Regions from separate parts of the Mus musculus genome. Here region 1 is linked to region 2. The links are chromatin loops, found by intact Hi-C in ENCODE. Cell type or tissue: left cerebral cortex. All regions are shown on one strand. Each heading gives the region's core, and the rest is flanking DNA. Links, peaks and the distances in the headings are about the cores only.

Region 1 (8,338 bases), core at 71-8,070, 290 kb before region 2:
CTTCACCCTCGTGCCCTCACTACCTAGCTCTAGTCAGGCCAGTCAGCCTCTCAATTTATGTCCTCCAATATCTCCCCTTCCTCTCCCATCATGCTGCTGGAGAATCCAAGAAGGATGTAACCACAAACTCCCCTGTCTCTCTCCATTTCAGAGAACCCCTCCATGTGCTTGTTTTTCCAGTGACTCCTGTGAAATGTAGCAGGGTTTTATGGTGTAGAACCTGATACCTGGCATGTCCCTTTCCCTGAGGCACATGCAGATTCCCATCTATATGCTGCAGGTAGCCATTCATCAGTGCATCACTCTCTTCAACAGGCCTTATGCCCTTTCCAGCTGTCCAGCCATCCACTCCTCTGAGACCAGAATGGTTCTTTATACAGGTGATGTCCGTCTGCACAAAGAAGGTCAACTGGCCCACACAATGCTCCTCTAAGTTGCATTATCTATCTAACATGGTTTATCTATCCCATATGTACCATATTATCCCATATGTACCACCTCCCCTCTCTAAATCAGGACCTTGCTGAGATAGAATGTGGACCATGGTATCATTGAACTAGGGATGTATGGAGCTCAGCATACCCTGGGAGTTTGGGTCATTTGTGAGCACATGGAACCAAGATCCTACCTGGGGGAGAAACATCATGTAATGTAGATAGTCTGTGCAGAAGCCTCCCCGGTGCTTGGCTCTCCCTACCTCTGGTCTCCGGGACACATGAAGTATTACTCTGATGCCTCTTCTCTTGGGCTCTGGTTTTTGTCATAAGGGCCAAACACTAGAAAGAAGAGACTTCGGTTCCAGGTGTAAGGCAGAGCCATGGCTCTGTCTCCTACTGGGAGTGTGACTGTGACCAGGTTACTTCCCCACTGAGGATACCAAATCCAGATTTCTGTCCTGAAGATTCAGAATCCCAGCAAGTGCCCTAGGCAGAAGGCACTACTGCCTGTGGGTATCACAGGCTCATTTTGTTTTTGCTGCAATGAACATGCATATGAGACTCACTCAGTCAATCCATGATATTTGTAGATGTAGTCTATGTGTGGGGACCTGAGAATGTGCCAGGCATGGTTCCAGCTCTCATGAGCCCTGTAGGAGTTTCACTCTGTCCTCTGACCTCTCCTCTTAGCATTAGTTGTGAACCAAGGTGTTCTCTCTCTCTCTCTCTCTCTCTCTCTCTCTCTCTCTCTCTTTCTCTCCCTCCCTCCCTCCCTCCCTCCCTCCCTTTCCCTCCCTTCCTCTCTACCCCTCTCTCCCTCTTTCTTTCTTTTGTCCTTCCTTTCTCTCTTCCCTCCTTCCTTCCTCCCTCCCTCCTTCCTTCCTTCCTTTCTTCCCTCCTTTCTTCCTCCCTCCCTCCTTCCTTCCTTCCTTCCTTCCTTTTTTCCTTCCTTCATGCCTTTCAATTTTTTTGACAGCATGTCATATAGCCCAGGCTGGCCTATAACTCACTATGTAGTTAAAGATGACCTTGAACTCTGTTTTTTCTTTCCTTACCTTCCAAGTGCTTTGACTACAGGCATGTGTCATCACACCAGTTTACACAGTGCTGGGTATTGAGCCCAAGGCTCTGTGCTTGGTGAGAGGCAAGTGTTCTACTGATTGAGCCACATCTCTAATCCAGAACCTATTTCTTCAGTGTCACTGTGGCATCTCTCAACTTCACTGTAGTGTTGGCTGACAAAGCAATCTTCCCTCTCCAGCCTCAGGATCACACACAGCAAATGTCAATCACAGGAAAGATTTTAAATATGACCCAGTCCCAATTCTCCCTTCCCTCAGGACAGTGGTCACCTGGATGTCTGATAAACAACTGTTAAGGTGTTTTGCACCTTTGCAGGTGAAATAAGATACCAGGATGTCAGCGTGGCCACTTCTAGTAGCCCTGGAGTCCCCAGGACTGTCTTCTATGCTCTGTAGAAGTGGGAAAGAACTATTTTCCTTGCAGAGTGGAGTTGAATTTGAGTCCCGTTACTTGGCAGCACTGTATCCTCAAGCTGCTCTGTGTTTTCTTGGATGCTTTGCTGATGTGTAAATTAAACCATTTCTGCCCTAACTATCTTTTCCCTGTGGGTTCACAGGGAATGTTTTATAAAAACTAGTTCTACAGAAGAACTTAAAATGCCTTAAGTACTTTACTCATTGGCTGTTGGAACAATAATGTTTCCGAAGTCATTGACCCATGTCTCGGCTCTGAGTACGGCCTCAAGACACTTTAACCCTTTACCACCTTCAGTGCCAGTAAGAACCACTCACTATGGTATTAATGGATGGGGATATGTGTAAGAGGGGAGAGGTACAAGCTTTCTCATGCTCCTACATCCTGAGGAATGGGAGGTCTCCAAGGCAACTTGGTGGCTCTCAGGTGCTCAGTGACCCTGGCATAAGCAAGACATACAACAGGAGCAAGTGACCCAGGTGGTCTGCCCTGCCAGGAAATTGAGACATTTGAAAAGTAAAAAACAAAATGTTTTCAAAGATACCACAAGGTGGATGTTAAGCATGGGCCTGGGACTTGGGAGTTAGGTTCAGTCATGTCTGGGTGAGCTGCTGCACCCCACATCTTTGAGCCCTTTTCTTCATTCAGAAAGCCAGTGAGGAATGAAGCTATTTAGAGGGTGGCATGGAAGGCCTTCAACAAGCAAAAACACTCTCTTCGACCTCTTCATATTACACATTCTGTCGTGATAAATGAAAAAGCTGAATATAAGCGAGGTGGCAACTACGCCAAACGGACGTGCCCAGCTTTGCCATGCTTCTGAGCGCTGGGCACTGGAGCTTAACCTTCAGATTTCCCTGCCCCCACTCCAGATCTCTGCCAAAATACAGACAGCACACACATAGCTCAGAATCAGGTTCTCAGACTGGTTTTTGACTTATATACAGACAAGGGCATATGTGTTTTTCTGCTATGCAGTACCAGGTGTCATTAAACTTAAGCAAATGACATGTGAAAAAGAAGGGACCTATCCAACCAACTTCTAATGTTTCCCTGGAATGGCTTGAAACCATTGCTTCTCTTAGCTTGGACTAAGTAAGAGGCCTGGGGAGATGGGAGGACAGAAGAGATGGCTCAGTCAGTGAAGTGCTTGTGGTACGAGTTTAAGGACCTTAGTTCAGACACCTAGCATGCACATAAAAAGCCTATAACCCCAGCCTTGGAGGCACAGAGATAGGTAGGTCTCTCAAGCTTATTGGACAGCCTGCCCAGCTGAATCAGTGGGAGTCCCTGTCTCCAAAAGCAAAGATGGAGAACCCTCAAGGAAAGGCACCTAACGTCAAACTGGGGCCTCCATACACATGTGTAGATATCACATACAGAACATCAAATACACACACACACACACACACACACACACACACACACACAGCTGCAGAGCTCAATGCTATTTTTTTTTAAAGTGTACCTCTCGGAGAACATGGTGAGGCAGGATAAGCCTGTTCTTTGAGGCTTTCCCTGCTTCTGACAGCAGAGCAGGCCACTACCAGGCGCCTGTCTAGATTTGCTTATTCTCCGTAGGCTCTGTCTTCCTATCACACTCCCTAATTGACATCAAACAGAGCTATTGATTTCAGTGGGTGATGATGTCGCCTTGCTGAGCTGACTTGGTTCATTATGAACATACAGATAAATGGCTGGTGAATGTGGTAGTGAGGGATCTACAGAGCTTATTTCACCCCACACAAACTAGTGTGTCCTCGGGAGCCACTGAAGCTTAAGTTTCTAAGCTTCTGCATACACAAACATACTTGTAAGCCAACACCCATATTCTGGCTCTACCAGAAAGAATGTCAACAACCACACCCAGGGTTCCATGAGTGACTGCCTCCTGAGTCCCCAGTCTTGTCAATGCATCTTCAATCTTGACTGTCTCTCTGTGTCCTGTTAAATTTCTGCCCATATTCTACCAGGACATTTATGGTTTGGTTTTTTGTTTTTTGTTTTTTTTCATTTTTGACCTTCGACAATCCTTTTAAATAGATCCATTGTGCAAAATGGTGCACGAATAATAAATGCCTAACTTGAACTTCTATTAAGTGTGAAGGTCTGTGTAGACGAGTGACAGCCAGCCCTCGTCAAGCTCCCTAAGTCCAGGCTGGATTAGTATGGCCTCCAATGTGAGACGCCACACTGCCACCGTGCCACCCTGGAGGGTGTGTCCTTAAAGTCTGATCTAGAATCACTCAGACCTTGCTGTGTTTGTTTTCTGACAGTGAGAGCTCAGGTGCTGATGATAACCCCCATGGTGCACATGGTTGTGAGCCATCCCAGTTAGTGTCCATCGAGTGTCCCACAGAGGGTCATCACTGTCTGCAGCATGTGTGTGGCTTTTCTTTGGAAAACACACCCAGTGGCAGGTGGATGCCATGACAGCAGGTGTTTGTTGGCACACACCTGAAATGGAAATTTCTGGTTCCTTTGGAGACTCGGTTGTGTCATGTGATATTTTTCTGGAAACCGTCTTAGATGTTTTTGCTGAAGCAGGCATGTGGGAGGATGTTTTGCAAAGAACAGACACCTGGTGTTTTTCTGGAGGCAGCCTAGAAAAGGGGCATATGACGTTTTGCTAGAGTGGATGCTTAAGAGAATATAGGATGTTTAAAAAGATGTAAATGTAGCCCAAAGGATAGTGGATGATGCTAGATGATATTGCTACGCCTTACCATTCTTTGTTGGTGATCATTTGTCGTGACTTCATAGAAAGAAACACACTAAAAATCGTCTGGTGGTGTTCCAGCTACTTCCTGCTGCACTTCCATGGACTCCGGCAGATTGGCAGAGCCTTATGCTTTCTTCTGGATTGACCTGCCTTTGTTGATTGGTAAATGGTGTTTGTAAGTCCTGCAGTTGCTGATTCTTGAATAATGTTTATGGATGGACGAAGCTGCCTCTACTGGTTCATGTGAACTAAACTGCTGATATCCTGACAACAGTGCAGATTGGCTTTGTTCCGAATAAATATTTCTAACCCGGTCCACACCCTCCTTTGTTCCATTAACCTTTTCTTTCCACTCCCCCTGGTGGGTGGTGGACAAAAGGAGACAGTAAAGCATTTTAAACCCCTTATTAAAAGTAGGTTTTTTAAAACTCTAAGCCTATCCACACCTGTGCCTGTATTGGGTCCTTCCTCAGCATCTTCCTAGACTGCACATTGCTGCTCTTTAGTGTAACTGCCATGAAGAAATTAAGAGTCACCTGACCTTTACTCCTACTAACAGTGTAGAGTGGCCCAGGTCCCTCAATATTCCTTCAGACTCTCAGTATCACCTAATGTGGGTATAACCATTCCTCTGCCCAGTGCTACCTCATGCTGCAGGGCAAATCTGTCAAAGAGCAGTTTACCCATCCTCCAGCAATCCATTCTCAGGAAATAAGAAGTTACAGTTGGAAAACAGATCTCTATCACTTTAGAAAGGTCCCTTATTCCATTTTGGACAGTCCTCCTATACACCCTCAGGCTCAGTTGCTTGTCCTTGAGTTAACTCTGCTCTGGGATCCCATAGTTCATGAGTGGAAGATGCAGGGTAACTTCCTTGTAACTGGCTTCCTTCTTTGTTGGTGGTGGTAGTGGTTTATTGTTTTGTTTTATTGTTTGTATTTTAGATCCACCTCGGCAGACACATGAAGCAGAATTACCTGATTGATTTACTGACTTTGCTGAGCAGCATTTGGCCATTTGGATACTTCAATGTATGTTTATCCATTGTCCTGCTAAAAAAGTTGATATCTGTTTTGAAGGGTGTGCCCTTAGGTGTGGGACAACTATAGATGTTCATATGTATGTCTTGTTTAAACACATGTTTTCATTGTTCTTGGGTAAAAATGCCAGGACCGGCTCACATGTTCGTCCCCTGGCAAATGTGAGTCTAACTTTATAAACAGTTGATGGGTAGTTGTTGAAATGTTTTTTTTCCTTTATTTTTCCAAGGGGATTAGAACCAGTAACCTACTCAAAATGCATTAGTGATCTTTGATGGGAATCACTGTACAGTGATTACTGGAAAAAGTTGGCAATACTAAATTGTAAACAATTCAAACAAAATTTCGATTTTCAACTTGCTGGAAAAATATAGAAAGAAAATTTTTTAAATTTTTAGGCAGCTATGAAATGCAATATTTAATGCCCTTGGTATTAATAACACATTGTGGATATTTCTCACATATACACTGCCTCATGGTTCCCTGATCTGTGTTTTACACTGGAAAGTGAGCTGCAGCAGAGGGTGCCAGGCTGTACTGCCCACTCCCCTCCTAAACGGCACCTCTGTGCTAACCAACTTCCATCTCTTTATAAGATACCAGAAATATGAGCTACAGAGAAGATTAGCAGAGAAGATTTGTTTGGGTGCAAAGCATTACAGGTTCCAGGTCATGATCAGGCACACACACTGTTCCATCGGCCTATGGGCAGGGTTGCCAAATCATAGTGAGTATGCATGCATGGAAGAGCAAAAGCATTCACTTCATTGTTGAGAAAGTGATGAGACTGGGGTGATAGAACACACACATGCACGTGCGTGTACACACATATACATCATAAATAAATAAATTAAAATGAAAAAAGATCTCCTACTAACCCTAACCCTTGAAGCTCTACTAGAACCACACTGGGAACCAAGACTTTAACAACTGAAGTCCTACAGGACATTCTGCATGAAAAGTATGGCATGCTTTCCCCAGGAGCAGTGTCAGATGCCTCCACAGGTGCTGGGCTTGACTATGGAGCCCTTTGGCTGGGTCAAGACATTTCCCTGGGGAGAGTTGGTCCACATGCATTGCAGAGACACCAGCTGCTGCCACGTACCAAAATATACTAGATTGCATCTCACTTTTTCTCCCCATTGGTTTCACCTGCCCTGGTTCTCCTGGGTACTCTCTAGTCAACTCTTTCAACCAAGTCTCCTTGTTTTCTAAGAAAAATCTACCCAGAGAAAAGTTGGCTCTGAGATGGGATGCGGATGGCAGGTAAGGGACAAGATGATTGGTGGTCTATGAAGCAAGGGTAGCTCCTGGCACACAATCAGAATAGAGCAGGTATCTCCAGGCAGCCCTGTGAGCAGCCAACCCCACCCCACCCCCGACTTGGAAGGGTCACCCCATCTCTAAGCCATCTGGAATCATCTAGTTGTTCTTGCTAGATGATCATCTTCATGCAGAGCCCGTCTCTGAGAGCTTGCTTCTCAGGAATCAGACATAAACTCAACGCTTTACAGTGTGGTTATTATTTGCATAGAATAATACCTCATTCTATTTCTTTTTGCATTGCAGCTAAAATTGATATGAAGCTGTTTTTTTCCAAAGCGTATTTTCTGCAACAATAGACCCAAGGGATGCATTAAAGGAAGGAAGTACTCTGTGGTCACCTAAATCTGGGGAATGTGTATAGACTCGTCCTTTCCCTCAGGAATCCAGCATGCCTGTTAGTCATTACAAGCTCCCAAGAATTTTGCCATGGAGGAAGTTATTTATTATTTATTTTTACACAGTGTTTCCAAAGTTTAATTAAATCTGCCACATGCATGGCTTAGTACCCTCGGACTGTGGTACAGTGGGGATACCTCAAAGCCCTTGCAAGATCTGGCTGTAGCCACATGGGCAGTGTACAAGGATGAAAGAATTAGCCCTATGCTGCAAACACGCTGTCCTAGGACTGCGATCTCCCTGGGGCTTCATGATAACATCTACAGCATTATTATATGACCATGCCTTGCCTGAGATGATGCCAAGCAGCAGAGATCTAACCCCCCCACCCCCACCCCCCGCTTCAGCAGAAATGAGTTCAGACAGGCCATCACAACAGGCACAGGGGTACCACAATAGAGTTTTGCAGGGTGTGTGTGAGTGTGTGTGTGTGTGTGTGTGTGTGTGTGTGTGTGTATGTTATTGTGCTTGACATCTGACAGGGAGTAAGGATTATAGCAGAAAGCAGGCTGAGGGTAAGTGGCCAGATAGTTAAAAGGGAAACACCTGAAGAGATCCCAGGGCCTAATGGGGATTCTGGGTGATTCAGGTGACAAGACCTTACCTGGTAACCATGGAGGATGAGGATTCTGATTAGGGCGGATAGACTGCTAAATTGACTCAGGTTTCTTATAGATGACTGAATTTTACATGTGTACAGATAGATGTAGAAGATTTAGGAATGCTTCTAAGGGCCAGCTAAACACAGCTTTCTTAGTTTTCCTTTGAGGGAAAAAAATCATAGCCTTACAGTTGGCTGTGATGTGAAGATAATAGTCACCTGGACTATAGATGACCGCCCCCGCCTCTAGAGACCAGCATTGTCCCTTCTGTACCAATCCTGATTTCAGACATTAAAGAGCTGGGCTCCTGACTTTCTT
Region 2 (8,338 bases), core at 105-8,104:
TGACCCTTGGAGATTACATATAGATATTTGTATTACTATTTATAACAGTAACAGAATTACAGTTATAAAGTAGCAACAAAAAATGATTTTATGTTTGGGAGTCACCACAACAGGAGGAACTGTATTAAAGGGTTGAGAGTCACTGCCCTGGACAGTGAAGGGGACACTATGATGGTGTGTGAGGACCAACCTGAGTGGCATGGGGAGACAGGGGTCCCCATAAGAGAAAGACAAATGATAGGTGGGAAGTGAGAAATTTTGAGCTCAGTAGAGGCTTCCTCTCTTGCCACAGGTGGGATTTAACTCTGGAGCTCGGGGACAGATACTCAGGGTCACACAAACTTGCATTGAGTCAATAGCTTTCAAGTTCTTGCCGTCTGAATCGGAAAAATGAAACTCACAGACACAGGCAGACGCGTTCAGAAAGGAGTTTTAGATCCTAAAACTAGTTCACTAGTAGGAGCTTCATAGAAAGAAGACAGAGCTCCCATAAAGCAGAAACAGGTATCCAAAGGTGGGCTAGTCTGGGGTCTTCAATGGACTCACAGCAGGAAAGAGGGTGGGGCATGAGGAGATACTCAGTCCAGTTAACCCATCCACAATGTATCTATCCTGATGCTCCCCTTAAGTTCCCATATGTTCATGACAGTGGTCCTCATTTAAGGGAAGAGAAACAGATAGCAGAACCCCACACACTCTGATATCCCTCGACTCCTGCCAGGGAAAACCAGGACACTTTTGTTTCTGTCTGAGAATCTTTAGAGGTCGCCAGTAAGCTGCCCCAATGTGTTCCTAACCCGGTTTTCATCAGTCAGAGGAGCAGTGGAGGGAGAATCGCAGTCTCCTACATGCCTGTGGCACTGGGAAGGAAGGGATGGAGGGAGGGAAAGAGAGAAGGGAAAAGGGAGGGAGGGAGAGAGGGAGGGAGGGAGGGAGGGAGGGAGGGAGGGAGGGAGGGAGGGAAAGAGAGAAGGGAAAAGGGAGGGAGGGAGAGAGGGAGAGAGGGAGGGAGGAAGGGAGGGAGGGAGGGAGGGAGGGAGGGAGGGAGGGAGGGAGGGAGGGAGGGAGGGAGGGAGAGATAGTGTGAGAGGAGACTGAGAAAGCAAGAGCAAATAGGACAAGAGAGTGTCAAAAACTGAAAGGAGTGGCCTGTGCTTCAGACCTTGAAGGCCCCTGGAAGCCATGTGTTGATGCTTTGGTCCCCAGCCTGAGGGACTATTAGGAAGTGAACCTTTAGGAGGTGGGCCTTTAGTGAAAGGAGGTTGGGTCATTGTGGGTTTGCCCTCAAGAGGACATTGTGATCCCAGTCCCTACTTCTTGACTTTGTTTCCCACCATCATAGCAGCCACCTTCCCCACAGGCCCCCATCATGCTTTGCTGCCTTGCCACAGACCCAAACTATGAAGCCCAACCCACCATGGGTTGTAGTCTCTGCCACTGTGTACCTTCTCTCCTCTGAATTGATTCCCCTCAGGTATCGTCATGGTAACAGAAAGCAAACAGGATGCCAGAGGCAAGGTCAAAGGAAAGGGAACTGGTGAGTGTTGCACGGTCAGTTCTGGAGACAGAGGAGAGGGTGGTGAGCCCAGAGATATAGGTCCGCTAGAAGCTAGGAAGGGCAGGAGCTGGGTTCTTTCCCAGACCCAGTGGGGTTGCATGCTCTGCTCCAGCCCTCTGGCCCCTGAACTTAAGAACTGAGCATTACTGTTTACCACTAATCTTGGTTAAAATTACCTTGGTACACCAGGAGTAGGGAACTAGTATACTTGGTCCTAATGAAGGTCCACTCCATGGGAGATAAGCAAGGCTTTTGTTTAATACGACAATGTGATTATAGAATCACTTTGATTAAACAGGCTGAATGGAGAATCCTGCTAGAGGGCAGCACTCCTACCAACCTTGCAACCTCAAATGAAATCTGGTGTGTGTGTGTGTGTGTGTGTGTGTGTTACAGTCTCATCCCCTCTGCTCACAAGGTGATCAGTACCCAAGAGATGGAGCTGTGTCTCCTGCCAAAGCAGAGACTCTGGGCCCAGTTTCTGTTTGCTATAAGACTCATAGCATGAACTGCCTCCCTGGGGTGGGTGTGCCAGAGAAGGGTGGTGCATCCTCATGGGAAAGCCAGAGCAAGCCTTGGGATGGCGAGGGAGTTCTAGGGCTCCAGGAGGGAGTCTGTGCAGTCACAGAAGACTATAGGGCTAAAGAGGCCCCAGGGAACAGAGGGTAGCTGGGGACGGCTAGAGCTTGACCATATGGGAATGGCAGTAGGTGATGGGATAAATGACAGGAGGAAGGGAGGGATCCAAAGAAGAACAGATAGGTGAGAACCTACCAGGGAGCCAGATCTAGGGTTGGCCCAGAGGGTCAGAAAACATCCTGGGTCACCCAGGGGAGCTGTCCAGAACACTGGCCTCTGGATCCAAGGGAAACATAGGCTCACAGCACCTATGATCACCATGTAAAGTTAAGAAAAGCCTTGACCAAGGGTGTAAGGGACAAAGGGACAGGAGGTAGAGGACAGACTTTGGGAGGGCTGGGCACACTCATGAAGAGAGTAGAAGGGCCCTCACTGCCCTCTTAGCTACAACCCAGGACAATTGAGGCTTTCTAAGAAGACCCTCCATCCCTCCAGTCTTTAAGGAGAAATAAAAAAGCTTAATTACTTCTTAAAAATTCATTTGATGCTTTTATATTTAAATATTAACCAGGAAGGAAGCTGTACACCTACAGCTAGAAAATGTCAGAAGAAGAGGGGTGGGGGAGAGAGACGGTCACCTTTGCTGAGGGGTTCTTTCTTCCTAGCAGGTCTCTCTCCCCTGATTCTCAGGGCTTAGGGATTGGCTACTGTCTTAATTGGATTTTTATTGCTATGAAGTAACACCATGACCCTGAGAACTCTTAGAAAGAGCAGCATTTAATCAGGGCTAGCTGAGTTTCAGAGGTTTACTCCCTTGTTTTCATGGCAGGAAGTATGGCAATACACAAGCCAACATGGTGCTGACAGAGCTGAGAGTTCTACATCTTGATCCACAGGTAACAAGGGGAAACTGTGTGCCACACTGAGGGAGCGGAGAGGTCTACATCTTGAACCACAAGCAGCAGAAGGGGATGTAGTGTAACACACTGGCATACCTTTTTAACACAGGAGACCTCAAAACCCACCCCCACAGTGACACCCTTCCTCCAACAAGACCACACCTACCCCAACAAGGCCACACCTCCTAATACTGCCACTCTTTATTGGCCAAGCACTCAAACACATGCATCTATGGGGGTCATACCTATTCAAATCACCATAGCTACTTGAATCTATGCAAGTTCTAGATAGTACTTGAGTCATCAGGGCTAAGGCCAGGAAGAATGTAGCTCCCATTAGGCCGCAGCACCCATACTTGTCTGAATACCCCTAGAGCTAATGCTCACCATAGAGCAGTCACCAAAAAAGGAGAGGAAAGTCATCTTTACACACAAGTCCAGAGCTGGTACTGTGGTGGGAGAGAAGGGAAAAGAGACAGGGACAAGATTAATACACATAAAACAGCCATTTGGCCAAGGACTGGAATAATTAATAAATAGAGACATATTAATAAATAGAGCATGCCCAGGAAAAGCCTGAGTGTCATGTAAATGCACTACCAAGAGTCGTGGGCCTTGTGACTCAGCACTTTTGAGCAGATGGCTTTCCCCAGCTTACTTGCCTTGCCTGCCTACTGCCATGGCTTCCCGGCCATGATGGATTATAGTCTCCTGAAAGTGTTAGATAAAATTAGCCCTTTCTCCCTTAAGTTGTTTCTATCGGTACATTTGACCACAGCAAAGGAAACTAAGACAATAGCCATTGTTCACTGGCTCATCACTTCTCAGTGGTAAGAATACTAAAAGTTCGTTCTTCCAGCAAATTTGCAATATCCAATACGTGTATATCTCCTTCCTTTCACTACCCGTCCACTGTGTGTCTGAGTCTGTGGCACAGATGGATCTGGAGAACAGGACCCCAAGTGAAATGAGCCTGGGAGAGAAGTATCATATAATCACAGTCTCACGTGGAACCCGAAAAGTTGATTTCATGATTTTAATTTTTCATCAACTTTGTTAAGACGTAATTCACATAAAATTTGTAAAAGTGCATAACTAGAGAGCTAGGGGATAGCTCAGTGAGTAAAGTATGAAGACTTGAGTTTAATCCCTAGACCCACATAAAAATATCAGGTGGGATGGCACACACTTGTAATTTCAGGGCTGGCGAGACAGAGGCAGAAGGATCCTGGGACACACTGGCCAGCCAACCTAGTCTATTTGGCAAGTTCCAAAACAGTGAGAGACCCTGCCCCACCCCCAAAAAAGGTGTAGGGCTGGCTCCTGAGGACTGACATATGAAGTTGCCCTCTAGCCTGCACATATACACACAGACATGTGTGCATGCATGGTGTACCTGCACACACAAACATGACCATATACACAAAAATAATGTACAATTAAATGGTTTTCAGTGTATTCACAGTTGACTAATTTTATAGCATAAATGTCATTCCCAAGAGAAAAATTGAACCCTTCCCCAGTCACCCCACCTTCTCTCCCTAGACCTGGAAAACACTAATCTGCTATTACCAGTTCTGGACAATTTGCTGACAACATCAAATCCTCAACCCTGACCTGGAGTACCCACTAATGGGCAGAACATGTACTGCAGACTTCCACAGAGGCCCCTTGTCAGTGTGGCAAGAATGCAGAATGGTCCGTTGCAGAGTGGTCTCGTCAAGAAGAGTGGTAGGTTTCATCCAATGCCTTTTCTGTGTCTATTAAGATCACCATGTGGTTAGTTCCTTAGACAGAGTTTCATCTATCCCCAGGGCAACCTCAGACTTTTGTTGTAGCTGAAGAGGACCTTGGATTCATGATTCTTTTGCTTCCACCTCCCAAGGACTAGATCAGAGATGTAATGGCATGGCAATGGCACTCAGGAACTCAAACACTACGGTTGCCTATTCAGGGTCTCCACAAAACTGACCCAATAAACATTCAGTCACAGATGGAGAAGGGTTCGTGGGCCTGTCCAGGAGAGAGAATGGCAATAGAGGGCTCCTGGAGGATGGGAAATCAGTGTCTTCATGGATATAGTTGCTGGTAAGTTACTCAAGCTCCAGCACATAGCTCTACACTCATGACCATGTAAGTGGCCCTGGTTACGCCCAGTGGGTCATAAATGAAACAGAAGAGTAGCAAGATAGTGGGGGAGGGGGAGATAAAAGATGGTGGAGGGCTAAGTATGACCAGAATATATTATACAAATATATGAAATTGTTGAAGAATAAATTAATGTTTTAAATGTAGTACTGGAGACAGGAAAGAGTTCAGAAAGTAGAATGCCTACCATACAAACGTGAAGAGCTGAGTTGAATCCCCATCATCCATGTGAAAAAGCAGGTGTGCTGGAAAGGTAGACATAAGTACATCCCTGAGGTTCACTGCCCAGCCAGCCTGACCTAGTCAGAAAGCCCAGGTCCCAGTGAGAAAGCCTGTCTCAGGCAAAAAGATGGACAGCTCTTGGGAAGCAACACCCAAGGATGGGCTTCAGCCTACACACATATGTTGACACACATGCACATGAGCTTGCAGAAATACACATAGATACACACACACACGCATGCATGCATGCACACATACACACACATGTGCACAAACACACTTGTGAACAATAACAAAAAAAAATGTGGTACTGAATTTCCCACATACCATTGTTAAATTATCTATTTCATATTTCCAGTGTAAATTCAAAATGATCTCAAGATCTTTAAATCAATCACATATGCAAACAAGACAGTGGACATAGGCACCAGGCAGACAAAACTCTGGGGTAGGCATATGAGCTAAGTGCTCAAAAACTAGCAATGCACCAGCCCCAGAACATGGGTACCATTGAGAAGCTAGCTCCTGGACTTATTGCTGTTTCTCTTGGCTCCACCCAGCAGGGCTTGGAAAGACCTCAGCAAGCCCAGGAGGAATCCTTGCTCTTTGTTCTTAGCCAGACCTCTCATCTGCAACTCGGCTGGGGGGTTGAACACACTTTAGAATGAAGTTTCTTTAAGAATTTTTTTCTTCCCTTTCCAGCTCTATTGAACCTGGTATAATCCATCCGAGCAAAGGACAGAATCATCGCCAAAGGTTCAGGACGAACTCAGAGCCCTCAACGTGGGAAAAGCTGCCCCTACTCAGAGTTCAGGGCTCCTACCTGGGGGTTGATACTAGGCTCTCTACCCATTGCCCCCATTTTGGGCTCTTCCTTTCTGTTCTTCCATGATCAGATGATCATGAAAAATGGCCAGAATTTGCCTCTTTTTTTATTCTGGCTGTTTCCATCCTAGTTTCCATAGAAACCACCATGTGAATGTGGACAAGGAAGAAAGTAAAGATCCTTTAAAATAATGATGGTTGGAAAACTCTAACACGCCTATTCTTCCAGCTACCTGGTAGTTTCCATGGAAATTCAAGACAACAACAGAGCCAAATAGACCCAATGCTGGATTTCTCAATAGCCAGTATTGGATGGAATGGATTCCCCAAATCTGTTGTTTTTGTGTGGCTGGCTGGATTGCTCTGCCTCCTCCTCAACAAAGCATATCCCCAAATTTCAGAGAGAAGACATAAGAAGAGGAACCCCAGGAGACAGGGAAGATGGGGGCAGGCCCACAGCTAATTCCTGCTGATGAAGTCAGACCTCAGGCAGTCTCTTCTACCCAGAACTCACAGTGCTGGGGGGACCTCAGCACTGTGTGCTTGCAGGGGTAGCTCCCTGGTGGGCTATGGGGTGCATCCTACCATCTTCCATCCTTCTTTTCTAGACACTGCCACTGGTGAGCCTAGTCTAGGGGCCAGGAACACCAAGCTGGCCTTGCCTAAGCAGCAGCTTCAGCAGAAGCTGAAGCAGGACCATAAGCGACAGACTCAGTGCTGCTCAGAATGGGATTCAAAAGCGCATTCACTGAGGAGCCATCCAGCACGTATCTGCTCAACTAGGCGTATGCCTGGGGAAGAGCATCAGACAGAGCACTGCTCTGCAGTTGCACCACCCAGGGATCCCTGGGACTTTGGAGTTCTGCTTTCTAGTCAGGATTCGAGAGCTTGGAGGGAGTCCCTCAGTATCCATTAGAAAGACCACGTGTTATCCAGCCACAGAATGTTGACTTAGCAGCCTGAGCCCAGCCTAGTCCCAAAGGCCCTGCCTTGGTTTGAAAAAACAAGCACTGGGATTCAGTTCCTGATGCTTGTGTTGGCAATATATATTAACCATATTTTAAGAGTATCATTCTGGCTTTTTATGGGAAAGATAAAAATCAAACAGTATATTCCTTTTGAGGTTTTTTTTAATACATAAATATATATAATATAATATATGATGGATTTTTTCTAATTTTTTATATTCCCTTACAATTTGGTAGCTATTACTCTAACTTTAGACTCTGGCATATACTAAGTAGCTAGTCTGGGCTTTAAGAATATGCATGGACATTTCAGTTTGTTTTAGCTGAATGAGGACACTTTGAATTCTCTTAAAAGTCACCTGATTATTAAATAACAATGTTTATTTTTAAAACTAACAATTTGTTGTATCTTATTACACATTACACATTCCTAAAGGTGTGGCTCTGATATCTGTGAGCTGTGGGCCAAGTATTCTGTTTTCAGTTCTATAGCACAAAACACTGATTAGAAATGTAAAGAGATACCCACATCGACGTTCTGGTTTTGTTTTTCCAACTGATTCAAGTGTTCATTGAGTGACGTATCTCTTAAATGTTGGGGGAGTGGAGTGTCAGAACCAATTACCTGGCTTCTGTTTTGTCCGTAACTTAGATTTGTTCTGTTGTCAAAACTGCCCCCCCCAAAATGGTATGACACATACTCATGCATAAACTGCTAAAATGAGCATCTTTGTATTTGTATTGTTTTCAACATTGCCAAGGTGCTATGGGAAATTAAAATTACAAAATTAGAAAAAAATAAAATTATTGAAAAAAAAAAAAAGAAAAAACAAAACAAACAAAAAAATGTATCTTCCATTTAAGTGATAACCAGTCTGCCTTCCGAGCACTTGCATTTTTCTTTGGACAATATGCAGTCTTTAAAGAGGTTAATTCATTCAAACCAAGTAAACATCTCTCTGGCTCCTCCTTTCCCATCATAGTCACCACATTTGGTTGATGCTAAAAGACAGAAGCAATAGCATTGTGGGAAAGTCTTACTGTCACCCATGGTGTCCAGGTCTGCACAATGACATTACATGCACCACAAAACTCACACAGAAGCCAGAGCCTTCCATTGCACCCCCGCTGCACAGAGG

Evidence for each region. Peaks named below come from ENCODE experiments on the same cell type or tissue, not always from the same donor. Only the 100,000 strongest peaks of a DNase experiment are listed, where the experiment ranks them.
Region 1: a loop joins it to region 2, with 3 times the contacts of the local background. A loop is called at or near these places in 2 of 42 quality-filtered maps.

What each region holds. Positions count from the first base shown.
Region 1 is chr7:138,435,243-138,443,580 of GRCm38, forward strand. No RefSeq gene overlaps it. Among named protein-coding and RNA genes, the nearest start is that of Tcerg1l, 42 kb to the left of the region's middle. In left cerebral cortex, for the core only: a CTCF peak has its summit at 4,381; DNase peaks (open chromatin) are centred at 2,056 and 4,385.
Region 2 is chr7:138,720,370-138,728,707 of GRCm38, forward strand. No RefSeq gene overlaps it. Among named protein-coding and RNA genes, the nearest start is that of Gm30808, 24 kb to the left of the region's middle. In left cerebral cortex, for the core only: CTCF peaks have their summits at 4,651 and 4,851; DNase peaks (open chromatin) are centred at 4,659 and 6,371.